2 separate regions of the Homo sapiens genome follow, and region 1 is linked to region 2. Evidence: read pairs that join two places in POLR2A ChIA-PET (ENCODE). Cell type or tissue: A673. All regions are shown on one strand.

The links. ChIA-PET counts read pairs that join two places held together with the same protein. Peaks named below come from ENCODE experiments on the same cell type or tissue, not always from the same donor. Only the 100,000 strongest peaks of a DNase experiment are listed, where the experiment ranks them.
Region 1: POLR2A ChIA-PET joins it to region 2 with 14 read pairs; 4 of 35 experiments call an interaction of 5 or more read pairs at or near these places.

What each region holds. Positions count from the first base shown.
Region 1 is chr18:59,038,837-59,046,836 of GRCh38, reverse strand. It overlaps the pseudogene OACYLP. Among named protein-coding and RNA genes, the nearest start is that of SEC11C, 97 kb to the left of the region's middle. RefSeq lists a silencer at 6,400-6,449. In A673, no CTCF peak of the experiment used is centred here; a DNase peak (open chromatin) is centred at 4,496; H3K27ac peaks cover 2,041 bases.
Region 2 is chr18:58,821,596-58,829,595 of GRCh38, reverse strand. The region is part of intron 1 of LINC01926 (long intergenic non-protein coding RNA 1926); the gene reads right to left. Among named protein-coding and RNA genes, the nearest start is that of LINC01926, 12 kb to the right of the region's middle. In A673, no CTCF peak of the experiment used is centred here; no DNase peak of the experiment used is centred here.

The DNA.
Region 1 (8,000 bases), 220 kb before region 2:
AAAATTAGGGGGTCATGGTCGTGCATGCCTGTAATCCCAGCTACTCGGGAGGCTGAGACAGGAGAATTGCTTGAACCCGGGAGGCGGAGGTTGCAGTGAGCCGAGATCGTGACATTGCAGTCCAGCCTGGGCAACAAAAGCGAAACTCCATCTCAAAAAATAAATTAAATAAATAAATAAAATAAAATAAAATAAAATAAAAAAGTTGGTTTCCCAAGCAGAACCCACCATGCCATTAGATCCCCTGCCCCAACCCCCACCTAACCCCTCTGAGCATTTATCACCATGACCCCTCATCCTGTATGCCAGCCTCTCACCTCCAGAAAACCTCAGGGCAGGACAGGCTGCTTACCCCAGTGCCACACACCCAAAATATATTGAAATCATAAGCCTTCTGCCCTTCCCTGGAGGAGGGTTAGATTTTATAAAGCTTGGAAGAAACCACAAAGACTGTGGTGAAAAGAAACCAACAAAGGTCTATTCCTTAGCTTCTCCCCATTCTTCACCTATTTGATGGAAAGCTTAAAAGGTATAAATAACCACCACGCTAATAATGATAGCTCCTACGTATTGAGGGCTTACTATGTATAAAGCACCCTTCCAAGTTCTTTACATACATTATCTCATTGAATCCTCACAAGAGTCCTGTGATGTGTCACTATTCTTCCCATTTTAGAGATGAGCAAATGCAAGCACAGAAAGACTGAGAGAGACACTTAACTCAAGGTCACACCGCTGCTATGTGATTGAGCCAGAATACACGCTCAGCAGTCCAACTACAGAGTCTGCACTTGCCCACTGCATTTCACTAGTCCCAAAGATTATGACAACACTCCTCTTCCTATTTTGTGACAGTGTGGTATAACAAGATGAACGTGAACCAGGAGTCAGGAGTGCTGGCTTCCAGCTCAGCAAATAACCACGACATAGAAAATATATCAATGGCAGGGTTGGATGACATGAGCTGAAGTTTCCTTTTCTCCCTTAACTTTGTTGTTTTTTTTGTTTGTTTGTTTTGAGACAGGGTCTCACTCTGTTGCCCACGCTGGAGTGCAGTGGCAGGATCTTGGCTCACTGCAACCTCCACCTCCGGAGTTCAAGTGATTCTCCCACCTCAACTTCCCGAGTAGCTGGGATTACAGTCGTGTGCCACCACGCTCAGCTAATCATTTGTATTTTTGGTAGAGAAAGGGTTTCACCATGTTAGCCAGGCTGGTCTCAAACTCCTCACCTCAAGTGATATGCCCCCCTCAGCCTCCCAAGGGCCTCCCCAAAACGCCTGAGATTACAGGCATGAGCCACTGTGCCCAGCCCTTCCTCCCTTAACTTTGGTTGTCTCATTCTGTCACTGCCACTCTGCTACCACCGATTCCGTATTCTGCCCCAGTGTTGGAATCCCTTCTGCATCAACCAACCACACATTCCTAAAGGAGACCGTCAGCTAGGCACGGTGGCTCACGCCTGCAATCCCAGGACTTTGGGAGGCCGAGACAGGCAGATCACGAGGTCAGGAGTTCAAGACCAGCCTGGCCAACATAGTGAAACCCCGTCTCTACTAAAAATACAAAAAAAAATCAAATCAAATATTAGCCAGTCATGGTGGCGGGCGCCTGTAATCCCACCTACTCAGGAGGCTGAGGCAGGAGAATTGCTTGAACCCAGCAGGCAGAGGTTGAAGTGAGCAGAGATGGCGTCACTGCACTCCAGCCTGGGTCACAGTGCGAGACTCTGTCTCAAAAACAAAAAAAAAAAAAAAAAAAAAAGGAGATCGTCATTCTTCCTGCCTCCCTCCCAGCAGAATGGCCATGGCCCAGAGCTTCAACCAAGTTCCTTTCCTGGTCACGTACTGTTTTATTTTTATCATTACCATTAGCACTCTGATTTATAGGATCCAATTACTACTAATTTGCAGACAAACAAATTTTCCTGTTGAATACAGATTCCATGGAAATCTGACAGTGCATTTATTGAACTCTGCTGCCCATCAGCTGAGGACTAAGGATGTTTTTGCCAGTGGAACATACCAGTTTTCATGGTATTTGTCCCAGTAGAATTTGATCCATATTAAACCAGCTTAAATCAACTGTATTTAGGGAAGAAAACTATTTCTTTCAGTTTATTTTTCTTTGGAAATTCTTTGAAAAGAGGGTTAAAGACAGAAAACTAATAAATCGTTACATAGCAATGAGGAATTGAGAAATTAAGTAAATAAACCTACTGTCAGGCCTCTGAGCCCAAGCTAAGCCATCATATCCCCTGTGACCTGCACATATACATCCAGATGGCCTGAAGCAACTGAAGATCCACAAAAGAAGTGAAAATAGCCTTAACTGATGACGTTCCACCATTGTGATTTGTTTCTGCCCCACCCTAACTGATCAATGTACTTTGTAATCTCCCCCACCCTTAAGAAGTTTCTTTGTAATTCTCCCCACCCTTGAGAATGTACTTTGTGAGATCCACCCACTGCCCCCCGCAAAACATTGCTCCTAACTCCACCGCCTATACCAAAACCTATAAGAACTAATGAAAAGCCCACCACCCTTTGCTGACTCTCTTTTCGGACTCAGCCCACCTGCACCCAGGTGAAATAAACAGCCTTGTTGCTTGCACAAAGCCTGTCTGGTGGTCTCTTCACACGGACACACGTGACACCTACCTTACCAGGTGACTGAGAAAGTATCTGAGTATGCCTTTGGGGGTTATTCCTTTGTCTGAATTCTGATGCATCTTTAAAAACGAACTTGCACTTAACCAACCACTAAAAGAAAAAGAAGAATTGTCGCAGGAATTACTTATCAATAATACATTCATTGATTGATTCATTTGGTTGTCCCAATCTGTACAGAATAAATTATGATGCATTAACAAAGCACCTCCAAGTCTTAAAACAATTTTTTTTTAAGACGGTGTCTAGTTCTGTCACCAAGGCTGGAGTGCAGTGGCGCAATCTCGGCTCACTGCAACCTCCACCTCTCGGGTTCAAGCGATTCTCCTGCCTCAGCCTCCCAAGCAGCTGGGATTACAGGCACCTACCACCACACCTAGCTAATTTTTGTATTTTTAGTAGAGACAGAGTTTCACCATGTTGGCCAGGCTGGTCTCGAACTCCTGACCTCATGATCCACCCGCCTCGGCCTCCCAAAGTGCTGGGATTACAAGCGTGAGCCACGGTGGCCAGCCAAAAACAATTGTTTTGTTCTTGCTCATGCTGCATGCCCAGGTTGACAGAGCAGCTACCATCTGAAACCTCACTAGTGACCATGGAAGATGACAACAGCATTCTGGAGGGCCACAAAATAGCAACGAAACCCTCTAATCTAAAAGTGTCACGTTTTAAGCTCTTAGCATAAGAGTCTAAAGCACTTAGCGCAATGGCAATACCAGGTACCACTTGGTCAGAACTAATGATGTGACCCACCCAATCACAATGGGTCCAGGAAGTGGAATGTTGCCAAGTGCCCAAAAGGGAGGAACACAGAAAGATTTGTTGAACAATATTAATGACTACCATTTGGTCTTTTGAAATAATAACACCAAGACTTTCCATTTGTGTAGCAGCACATCACTTTCAAAGTACTTTCGCTAATGAGATTGCTTTCCCTTCTCCAGTCGTACAAAACTACTTTGCAAAAAACATTTGTTGGCCAGACCCAGTGACTCACACCTGTAATCCCAGTGCTTTGGGAGATGGGTGGATCACCTGAGTTCAGGAGTTCAAGACCAGCCTGGCCAACGTGGCAAAACACCACCTCTACTAAAAATACAAAAATTTGCTGAGCGTGGTGGCATGTGCCTGCAGTCCCAGCTACTCAGGAGGCTGAGGCAGGAGAATCGTTTGAACCTGAGAGGTGGAGGTTGCAGTGAGCCGAGATGGCACCACTGTACTCCAGCCTGGATGACAGAGCGAGACTCCATCCCAAAAAAATAAATAGTTGTTTGTTGAGTGAATGATTGAATAGATGAATAATAGATGAATAAACAGCTCTATTAGGTAAAAAGGAAGACACTTTCATTTTGGCTTCTCTGATGGGAAAAGTGAGACCTAGAGATTATTAAGAGGGTTGCCCAAGATCACAGAATTCTTAACCAACATACCCTGATGACAAATTCATTACCCAGAATGTGCAGCTAAAGAAACAAAAGTTATGCCTTTTAATTGCTACTGGATGGTAAGCAAGTATGTGAGTTTCTCAAACTTTTGACATTTATACCAGTGATCCTTGTGGGTGTTTCCCTAAAGAGCTAATGTATTTCCTATTGTAAAACAAAGCTGTGTGTTGGGTGGGACTTGGAAGGGATCAGGGAGGGTTGGAGAATGTCTCCATTCTCTGCCTTCCAGATTTTCCTTTGAAAAGCAGCAAGTTGGACTCATTAAATAGGAACAAAATTTATAGAGACATCTAAAAGACAGTGCTAAGAGGAGGAAGCAGGGCAGCCAATTCTGATTCCGGCCTCCTATTAATTTCAGGAAAGGATAAATCAGGGCGATTCTTTCTTTTCAGAGTGACTGGCTCCCCCTCTGCCAACACGGTTGCTAAGCAAAGCCTGGGCCTCGCTGTGTGTGTGGGCATGCACCTCCCGGCCTGCAAGTTCATCAAGAGAGGGCAACGAGAAAGACTGGCAGGAAAACAGGCTCTGAGCAAGATAGCTAGCTCCAAGGGGCTAAGACCCAAAGACCTGAACACACTGCAACAGAGCAAAGCACGCACTAGTGTTGGATGAAGTCAGCCCGAGAGGTGAGAGAGGATTACAAAACAGTCGCCAACAAATTATTCTTCAAGATAATCAGAAGGCTTTGCTTTTACTATGTAAATATCAGTGACATAGTGAGTAAGACATGGTTTCCTTGTGAAACAAGCTATACGTAAGCTCTAATTCTAACCTTACTAACTGTGTAGACTTGGACAAATTACCTCATTACTGAACATCAAGAAGTTTCTCATCTGTAAAAATGGGGATGATATGGGTACCAGTTTTATAGGTTTATTGTGAGAATTGCATGGGATAAAATATTTCAAGCTCTTAGCATAATGGTAATACTAGGTATCACTATTAATAATGGTTCCATTGTTCAAAAGAAAATTTTAAATAAAAGAAAATATGAACCTTTGAAAGTAATACAATAAAAACTAAAGGAAAAGGAAAAAAAGACAGTCACAGAGACTGATGGTGAGAAATGGAAGCAAATAGGGATAAAGAGAAAAGAAATGTACTTCTCTGTCTCTAGGCTGCTGTCAGAATCTGCCTGGCTTCGGCCACCTCTGTTGGCCTCGGCTTTTCCTGCCTGGGCTCACACAGAGCTGCTCAGGCTTCAGCAGGCACAACCTGGAGAGCTTGTGACAGTCCAGATTGCTGGAGCCATGCCCCCAGAAAGTCTGATTCAATGGGTCTAGGGTGGCGCCCAAGAATTTGCACTTCTACCAATTCCAGGTGATGCTGGTGAAACTGCACCGGGACGGCTCTCTGAGGACCACTGACATAAGGCACGGCCCTCCCTGACCCCAGACCAACCCAGGTGGGAGATAAATCATCTACATATTTGTAGTTTTCTGGGCTGTTTTGTATTTCAATAGCCTTGGCCTGTGCTTTAGATATCTCAGGACTGACCTCGTGGCTTCTCTGGTGTCTCCGATTCCCACTGATGGCCCAGACATGACCAGTGGCCTTTCGTGCCCTCCATCTTTCCATCCTAGTGACAGGTTTCCTAGTCCCCAGATTGAGTTTGGCTTCGGTGCCTGTCATCCTGATCTGTCCTCGCCAGTGTCCCTCCCAGGGCTTGGACCCTGCCAGTCAGTCCCACCCCAGCATACAGACGTTTTTGCCTGGCTTGTAGGGAACAGAGTTCTGGTCTTTGCCTGCTGCCCCGTGGCAGAGCCTCCCCGTCCTCCAGGGGCCCACTCCCGGTCTTCTGCAGCTGGGCTTCCCCTGCCTGGTGAGACCCAGTGCTGCCGTCTTGGAAAGTCTAGAGCCCAGGGATTCCTGTATCACTGCTGGGTTTGCTGCATACTGTGGACCCTGAGCCTGGCCTGTCTGGGCTACTTGCCACCTCCTAGCACGATCCTTAATGGACAGGTCTGAGCTCGTTCTTCATCCCTCTTCCTCAGCATTACCACAAGAAACTATACACTAGATTCTGGAAATAAGACAAGAAATCATTCATTTCAACAATGACTTATTGAACAATACTCTGTGGCTAGCACTGCTTCAGTGACCTGGTGACACAGCAGTGCACAAAACAGAAAAACAAACTTTCTGCCTTACATTCCACTGGAGAGACACAGACAATTAATCAATCAATCAAAAATGGCAGCTATAGTATGTTGGATCAAGAGAAAAAATGAAGTCAAGAAGGCTAGGTAGTTGCACTTCAAACAGAGGGGACGAGGAAGGCTTTGCTGTGTAAAAACTTGAAGGAGAAGAGGAATCAAGCCACCAGGCTGTTAGGGAGGTAAGTGTCACAGAAAGTGGCTGGTGATTAGTCATCCCTTACTGTTGCTCTGTGCAGCATGGGAGCTAGTTCTCCCCTAACTGTGTGGGTCACACACATTTGAATTTAATGACTTTTTTTTTTTCAAGACAGAGTCTCACTGTTGCCCAGGCTTGAGTGCAGTGGCATGATCTCGGCTCACTGTAACCTCTGTCTCCCAGGTTCAAGCGATTCTCCTGCCTCAGCCTCCAAGTAGCTGGGACTACCACGCCCACCTAATTTCTGTATTTTTTGCAGAGACAGGGTTTTGTCATGTTGGCCAGGCTGATCTTGAACTCCTGGCCTCAAGCGATTAGCCTGCCTTGACCTCCCAAAGTGCTGGGATTACAGGTGTGAGCCACCACGCCCGGCCTTAATGGCCTTTTTTAAAAAACAGGGGCACTTATGAAAACATTGCTCTGTGGCTATTGTAGTTTGACCTACAATAGCATCTCCAGCAGCCATCAGTTTGCCCCTTTCTCCTCAGTCATTCTCAACATACCATAGGTATGTCTTGAGTCCCTTCTCTTTTAGCAACCTTCCTTGGTGCCCCGTACAGAGCCCAGCTCCACTCCATTTCTTTTCTCCCTTAAACAGCAAAACATCTTGAAAGAGTTGTCCAAAGTCATTGTGTCTGCATCCTCCCATCCTCACCCCACTCCACCAGACTTCCACGTCCACCACGCCACTGACTCTGCTCCTGACAATGTCACCAAAAGGCAGGCCTCTGGTTGCCAAAGCCAAAAATTGTTTCTTTACACAATCAACTCCCGGAGCATTGGGCCCCGCTGACCACAGCGTTCCTCCTTGAGGCACTTTCTTCTCTTGGCTTCCTGGTCCCCAGTGTCTGACTTGTGCCCCATTTCACTGGTCACTCATTCTCAGACTCCTTTGTGGGTTCTTCTCAGCTTCTAAAGGTTGGAACACCAGAGGTCCTGGCCTTCAGTCCCCATCGGTCATTCCATTCTCCTCTTAATGTGATCAGATTCAATACTGTGGCTTTAAATGCCTCCTATATCCCAAGGACTCCAAAATTTATGTCTCCAGCCTTGATGTTTCCACTGATCTCCCGACTTACAAATGTCAGCTACCATATCATGAGTTATGATATGACTTATGAATGTCAGCTACCATATCACAAGTTATGATATGACTTATAAATGTCAGCTACCATATCACAAGTTATGATATGACTTATGAATGTCAGCTACCATATCACAAAGTTATGATATGACTTATAAATGTCAGCTACCATATCACAAGTTATGATATGACTTATGAATGTCAGCTACCATATCACAAAGTTATGATATGACTTATAAATGTCAGCTACCATATCACAAGTTATGATATGACTTATGAATGTCAGCTACCATATCACAAGTTATGACATGACTTGTGAATGTCAGCTATCATATCACGAGTTATGATATGACTTACAAATGTCAGCTACCATATCACGAGTTATGACATGACTTACGAATGTCAGCTATCATATCACGAGTTATGATATGACTTACAAATGTCAGCT
Region 2 (8,000 bases):
GGAAAACTACTTAATCACCTTCTTTGCCACTAAGGCCAAAAGCTCCAAGTCAGACTGCAATAAAGACTGGTTTAATCAGAGGACTCTTGAGTTTATTTTTCTCCTGAACTGAGGTTTTTTGGCAGAAGACTTGGGAAACTCTCATACCTCACAGGCTGGGAACTTCTGAGCTCAGAGCCTTGGGAAAACATAAAGAAGCACGGTTGGCCATTGAGAGCTTAAAGGGATACCTCCGGAGACCTTCATAATGCTACAAGTGTGCACATCTCCCCTCTAGCAAAGCAGTTCCCTATAAAATGTCATTATGCGTTGGCTGGAACAGTTGCTGAAATGTCATTTAGCAGAGTTCTTTTTTGTTGTTGTTGTTGTTTTTTTTTTTTTGGACAAGGTCTCTCTTTGTCATTCAGGCTGGAGTGCAGTGGCATGAACACAGCTTCCTGGCTCAAACAAACCACCCACCTCAGTCTCCCAAGTAGCTGGGATTACAGGTACATGCCACCAGGCCAGGCTAATTTTTTTTTTTTTTGTAGGTAGGGGCCTTGCTATGTTGCCCAGGCTGGTCTTGAACTTCTGAGCTCAAGCTATCCTCACGCCTCAGCCTGCCAAAGTGCTGGGATTACAGATGTGAGCCCCTGCTCCTGGCAAGGGTCAAATTCATGGCTTGGCGAAGCTGGAATTAAAAAACCTCGTGACGCTTACATTTGAACTGCGGATGAAAAGTTAAACCAGCAATGCCAACCTGCCAAGAACATAGCTGGTGTATTAATTACCTATTGCTGCGGAAGAAGTGACTCCAAAACATTGTAGCTTAAAACAAAACAAAAGTCATTTATTATCTCTCTTAGTTTCTGTGGGTTAGGAATTCAGAGAGGGTACAGCAGGGGTAACTGACCTCTGCTCCACGATGTCTGGGCCTCCGTGGGAAGACTTGAAGAGTGTGGGCTGAAATCATCTGAAGCCCTGTTCACTCCCATGTCTGGGGTTCATCACATGGAGCTGCTGGCTGGTGGCCCAAGGACGTTGGTCAGAACATCCACACAGAGTCTCTCCAAGTGGGCTTTCTCACAATGTGGTGGTTAGGTTCAAAGGGCAAGCATCCGGACAGAGGAAAAGATAGAGAACCAGGTGATACTATAACCGTTTGGTTACTGGTGGAGGATGTCCAGGTTCTTGGCGTTTTGAACAGAGAATTGGACAAAACGCAAAAACAAAGCAAGGAGAGAATGAAGCAACAAAAGGAACTGAAAACAAAAGTACACTCCACAAGGTGGGAACCGGCTCAGCATAGGGGCTCAGGAGCCCCTTTACAGAATTTTCTGGGGTTTAAATACCCTCTAAAGGTTTCCCATTGGTTCCTTGTGAAAGGTGACAACGTGCCAGCAGCCTTGCTTGTTCTCGGCGCCTCCTCGGCCTCAGCATCCGCTCTGGCCATGCTCTAGGAGCCCTTCAGCCCGACACTGCACTGTGGGAACCCCTCTCTGGCCTGGCTGAGGCCGGAGCCGGCTCCCTCTGCTTGAGGGGAGGTGTGGGAAGTAGAAGCACAGGCGGGAACCGGGCCTGCGCGTGGCGCTCGCGGGCCAGCATGAGTTCCGGGTGGGCGTGGGTTCCGCGGGCCCTGCAAGCCGGCCCTGCCGGCCTCAGGCAGTGAGGGGCTTAGCACCAGGGCCAGCAGCTGCAGAGGGTGCGCCGGGTCCCTCAGCACTGCCGGCCCTACCACACCGCGCTGGAATTCTCCAAGGGCCTCACCTGCCTTCCGGGGGGCAGTGCTCTGTGTCTAGCTAATCTAGTGGGGACTTGCAAAACTTTTTTGTCTAGCTAGAGGATTTTAAATACACCAATCAGCACTCTGTGTCTAGCTTAGGGATTGTAAATGCACCAATCAGCACCCCGTCAAAACAGGCCAATCAGCTCTCTGTAAAATGGACCAATCAGCTCTCTGTAAAGTGGACCAATCAGCAGTATGTGGGTGGGGCCAGATGAGGGAATAAAAGCAAGCTGCCGGAACCAGCGGTGGCAACTGGCTTGGGTCCGCTTCTGCAGTGTGTGAGTTTTGTTCTTTTGCTCTTTGTGATAAATCTTGCCGCTGCTCACTCTTTGAGTCCTTGCTGCCTTTGTGAACTGTAACACTGTGAAGGTCTGCAGCTTCACTCCTGAAGCCAGCAAGACCACCCACTGGAAGGAATGAACAACTCCAGATGTACTGCTTTTAAGAGCTGTAAGGCCCACTGTGAAGGTTTGCAGCTTCATTCCTGAAGTCAGTGAGACCACGAACCCACCAGAAGGAGGAAACTCTGGACACATCTGAACATCTGAAGGAACAAACTCCGGACACACCATCTTTAAGAACTGTACACTCACCGCGAGGGTCCACGGCTTCATTCTTGAAGTCAGCAAGACCAAGAACTCACGGATTATTCCGCACACACTTGGTTACACCCTATGTAAATGAAGTAGTGGCCCACAGTCAGTCTGATTGGTTGCAGAAAGCAACCAATCAGAGGTACTTTTGATTTTCCATCTGTCACACAGAAAAAAGGGGGCAGGGTTTGCAAAGGGAGTAGCCTCCTGTCCTTTCATTGCTTAGGTGTGGAAAGTTGGGGTTTTCCTTTTGATTTAGTTCTAGGAAGCCAGTGTGAATCTGCTTTAGATTCCCTTTGTCTAAACCCTATTTTCCTCCCTCATGGTTACTACCTAGCCTCAGAAACCAGGGAGCATCACTGCATCACTTCTGCTGTGTTCCCTTAGAGCAGTCATTGCTCAGATACAAGCAGTGGGGGAACCTGGGTTTCCTTTCCCTGGAAAGGGTGTAGGAAGGGCATGTGAGGTGGGATAAATATGTAGGTGTGGCTACCTTTAAAAAATGTAATCTGCTGGGTGAGGTGGCTCACACTTGTAATCATTCCAGCACTTTGGGAGGCCAAGGCGGGCAGATCACCTGAGGTTGGGAGTTCGAGACCAGCCTGACCAACATGGGGAAATCCCATCTCTACTAAAACTACAAAATTAGCCAGGCGTGGCGGTGCATGCCTGTAATCCCAGCTACTTGGGAGGCTGAGGCAGGAGAATCGCTTGAACCCAGGAGGCAGAGGTTGCAGTGAGCCGAGATTGTGCCATTGCACTCCAGCCTGGGTAAGAAGAGCAAAACTTCGTCTCAAAAAAAAAAAAAAAAAAAAAATAGAGGCAAGGTAATCTGCCACAGATAGTACTCAACAAATACTTACTGGGTAAGTGTGAATTCCAAATACCTGGTCTCAAACACCTGGTCTCAAACACCTGGCCTCAAAATTACAATCTAGCCAATAAAATAAAACATACAGTCATTTAACTCTTTCGCTAAATGGCACCTAAGATCAGCTAGTTATATACTACTAAGCTGTTGTTTCTCACCAGTGGTATTGAAAGGTAGTCTAGCTAGGCCACTGGACTTTCACGACAATCAATAAGCATTTGTTGGTCAGGCGTGGTGGCTCACACCTGTAATCCCAGCTTTTTGGAGGCTGAGGCGGGAAGATGGCTGGAGCCCAAGAGTTTGGGACCAGCGTGGGCAACATACTGAGACCCCATCTCCACAAGAAGTAAAAAAATTAGCTGGGCATGGTGGTGCATGCCTGTAGTACCAGCTACTCAGGAGGCTGAGGTGGGAGGATTGCTTGAGCCGCAGAAGTCTAGGCTGCAGCAAGCCGTGATTACACCACTGTACTCCAGCCTGGGTGACAGAGCAAGACCTTGTCTCAAAAAAACAGTTTTTTATCCCCTGGTTAAAAAAAATTCCATATCCCCTGGATTCCCACGTGCACACACAAGTGAGACGTGTTCTCTGCTAACTCCACTGGCTGCGGATCTCTAACCCTTTAGTATGCATTTGGAGATGTATAATCTATAGCCACACCGACTTAGTTTCATGTTCTAGCTCAGCTCCTACCAATTGTGTGATTTCAGACAAGTAAACTAATCTCTCCAGACTTGTATTTCCTCTTATGAAATGGGGTGGTTGACCCAGTGAAGGCAAATTAGCCAAAAACTTGGATATAAGCTGAAAGGACTCCTGCATATCTTTCAATATCATGCCAGAGCATAGCTAGCCCAGAGCCCGCCCAAGGATTATTTAATACTGGGAGATTTCAATATCATACTGGAGCATATCTAGCCCAGAGCCCACCCAAGGATTATTTAATACTGGGAGATACACTTTTGTCTTCTTGCTATTTACTAATGACGAAGGCTCAGATTCTCTCAAGTTACATGTTAACTAGTAGATTTCCAAGAGTATCCGAGATAACTCGGAAGGTTACCGTTCTATTGCCCGTTAGGACATTAACCAATTTTGCCTGTGATTTAGAAAATTTATTCTTGGCTGGGCGTGGTGGCTTATGCCTGTAATCCCAGCACTTTGAGAGGCTGAGGCAGGCGAATCACCTGAGCCCAGGAGTTCGAGACCAGCCTGGACAATATGGTGAAACCCCGTCTCTACTAAAAATACAAAAATTAGCTGGGTGTGGGGGCACACACCTGTAGTCCCAGCTACTCAGGAGGCTGAGGCAGGAGAATCACTTGAACCCAGGAGGTGGAGGTTGCAGTGAGCCGAGATTGTGCCACTGCATTCCATTCTGGATGACAGAGCGAGACTCTGTCTCAAAAAAAAAAAAAAAAGCTTATTTTTGGCTGCCTTTCCTGTCTGACTACATAGACCTCTGTTCTTTGAATTCTCCTTTGAACTAGTTTTACATCCTCCTGGCACCCTTGTGAATTAGTTACATACATAATTGACATGTGTTCATTCTACATTTGTATGAGAGTCAGGCTTTTATCTTTTTGAAAATTATACTTTCATAGCCCAAAGCCCTATGTATCATGGGGGGAAAAAAGTAATTAGTGTCACAGAATTCACTGGAGGAAGAGATCTGAAGAGGTCCAAGAAGACTTTCCAGAAAAGATTTTCGTGTGTGTTTTTTTTCTGTTTTTGTTTTTGTTTTGAGACAGGATCTCACTCTGTCACCCAGGCTGGAGTGCAGTGGTGCAATCACCGGAGGTCACTGCAGCCTCGACCTCCTGGGCTCAGGTAATACTCCTGCCTCAGCCTCCCAAGAAGCTAGGACCATAGGTGAGCACCACCATGCCTGGCTAATATTTTTGGATTTTTTGAAGAGACAGGGTTTTGCCATGTTGCCCAGGCTGGTTTCAAACTCCTGGGCTCAAGTGATCTGCCCACCTTGGCCTCCTAAAGTGCTGGGATTACAGGCATGAGCCACTGTGCCCAGCCTAGAAAAAATTTTCTATAGAAGTCTTTCTAGAAAGAATCTTTTTTTTTTTTTTTTTTTTTGAGACGGAGTTTTGCTCTTGTTGTCCAGGCTGGAGTGCAATGGCGCGATCTCGGCTCACTGCAACCTCCACCTCCCAGGTTCAAGCGATTCTCCTGCCTTAGCCTTCCCAAGTAGCTGGGATTATAGGCATGCGCCACCAAGCCCGGCTAATTTTGTATTTTTAGTAGAGATGGGGTTTCTCCATGTGGGTCAGGCTGGTCTTGAACTCCCGACCTCAGGTGATCCACCCACCTCGGCCTCCCACAGTGCTGGGAATACAGGTGTGAGCCACTGCGCCCAGCCTAGAAAGAATCTTGATGGTTGTGGGAGATAGTTTCAGAAGCGGGGAGGGCCTTTGAGGGCTGGGAGGGCATTTGTGCAGAAGAGGGGCCAAAGAACTGGGGGAAGTAAATTGAACAAGCCAGAAAGCCATGGCCTGGAGAGGATAAGTCATATTTTGAAACTAACCACATGAAAAACCAACAGATAACCTCCCAGCTTCATCAACTGTAAATTATTAAGATGAAAACCAGCAGTTGCTGTATATTTAAATTATATCATTTTTGTTTTATTCTTTTTTTGTTTGTTTTTTCAACATAGAGGCAGAAGAAATATAGTTGCTTCAATTTACAGTTAAGTTTCGCTTGCATCCACACCAGCCAGCATGGGTGGCCTTTCATGGGTTTCGTTTAGAAAGGAAATGAAATAGTACTCTTGGTCATAAAGGTTTTATTATTTTCCTGGGCTCTGCAGAGCAACTCAGAGAGGAAAGCCCGTGTCAATGCAGGAGGGCTTCGGATTACCAGCTAGACTTGTAACATACATTTTAAAAAGTCTTTTCCTGGCTTTGAAATGTTCCTTTAGAACTCATGGATTTTTTTATTCTATAAATTAAAGAATGACCAACTATGATACTTGGAATCAGCCAAACTAATCCATTGCAGAAATCTGTGGTATAGGAAGGCTGTCTGACAATAGTCCTCCCACCTCCTTTTTCACCCTCCTTAGTTGTGCTGCAGGCATCTCTACTATTGCCCACAGCCTTAAAAAAAAAAATGCGGCCAGGCCCGGTGGCTCACGCCTATAATCCCAGCACTTTGAGAGGCCGAGGTGCGCAGATCACCTGAGGTCAGAAGTTTGACCAGCCTGGCCAACATGGCGAAACTCCCGTCTCTACTAAAAGTGCAAGAATTAGCTGGGTGTGGTGGCGCACGCTTGTCATCCCAGCTACTCTGGAGGCTGAGGCAAAAATAATCGCTTGAACCTGGGAGGCGGAGTTCAGTGAGCCGAGATCTCGCTACTGAACTCCAGCCTGGACAACAGAGCAAGACTCTGTCTCCAAAAAAAACCCAAAAAAACAAAAGAACAACAACAACTGAAATGAAACTCTGTACCCATCAAACAATAATTCCCCCCTGCCTCCTACTCAAGTCCCTGGCAACCACCATTCCACTCTTTGATTCTATGAATTTGACTATTTTGTCATAGATACCGCATACAAGTGGAATCGTGTACTCTTTGCCTTTCTGTGTCTGGCTTATTTCACTTAGCATCGTGTCTTCCAGGTTCATCAATGTTGGAGCATGTGTCGGAATTTCCTTCCTTTTTAAGGCTGAATGTTCCATTGTATGTACGCACTACATTTTGTTTATTCATTCATGAATGGAAGAAACAAGGGGCGCTTGAGTTGCTTCTATCCTTTGGCTATTGTGAGTAGTACTACTATGAACATAGGAGTACAAAGATTGGCACATTACTTTTTAAACACTTAAAAAAAATGATAGACGCTGTCTGAAGACTGAAACATGTTCATTACTTTTCAGTTTCACAAGGGACTTTTGGAAATATCTTTGTCCAGGTCTAATCCTAATCAAGATTTCTACCCATTTTCTTTTTCTTTTTATTTTTTGAGATAAAGTCTTGCTCTGTCGCCCAGGCTGGAGTGTAGTAGCACAATCTTGGCTCACTGCAACCCCTGCCTCCCAGGTTCAAGCAATTCTCTTGCCTCAGCCTCCCGAGTAGCTGGAATTACAGGCACGTGCTACCATGCCCGGCCAAATTTTTTGTATTTTTAGTAGAGACAGGGTTTCACCATGTTACCCAGGATGGTCTCGATTTCCTGATCTCGTGATCCACTCACTTCAGCCTCCCAAAGTGTAGGGATTACAGGCATGAGCCACCGCGCCAGGCCCATTTTCTTTTATTGAGAGAGAGTCTCAATCCATCATCCAGGCTGGAGTGCAGAGGCACGATCTTGGCTCACTGCAACCTCTGCCTCCTGGGTTCAAGTGATTCTCGTGAGTCAGCCTCTCTAGTAGCTGGGATTATAGGCGTGTGCAACCAGGCCTGGCTAATTTTTTGTATTCTTATTAGAGACGGGCTTTCGCCAGGTTGGCCAGGTTGGTTTTGAACTCCTGGCCTCATGCGATCCCCCCACCTTGGCCTCCCAAAGAGCTGGGATTACAGGCATGAACTATTGCACCCAGCCTCTACCCATTTTCATGAAGAGCAAAGTTATATAGCTGTGATTAGCATCTCAATATAGCACTTTTATTTACCCAGATCCAATATGCATGGTTAAAAATTACTGAGTGATTTGGGGGGCAGCATTTGCAGTATGGCCATGATATTTCTCAACTTCCCTCTCCCCTTGCCAGTGTCAGACTCAGCCCCTGATCACAAGAGGTAGGCACGTGGTGA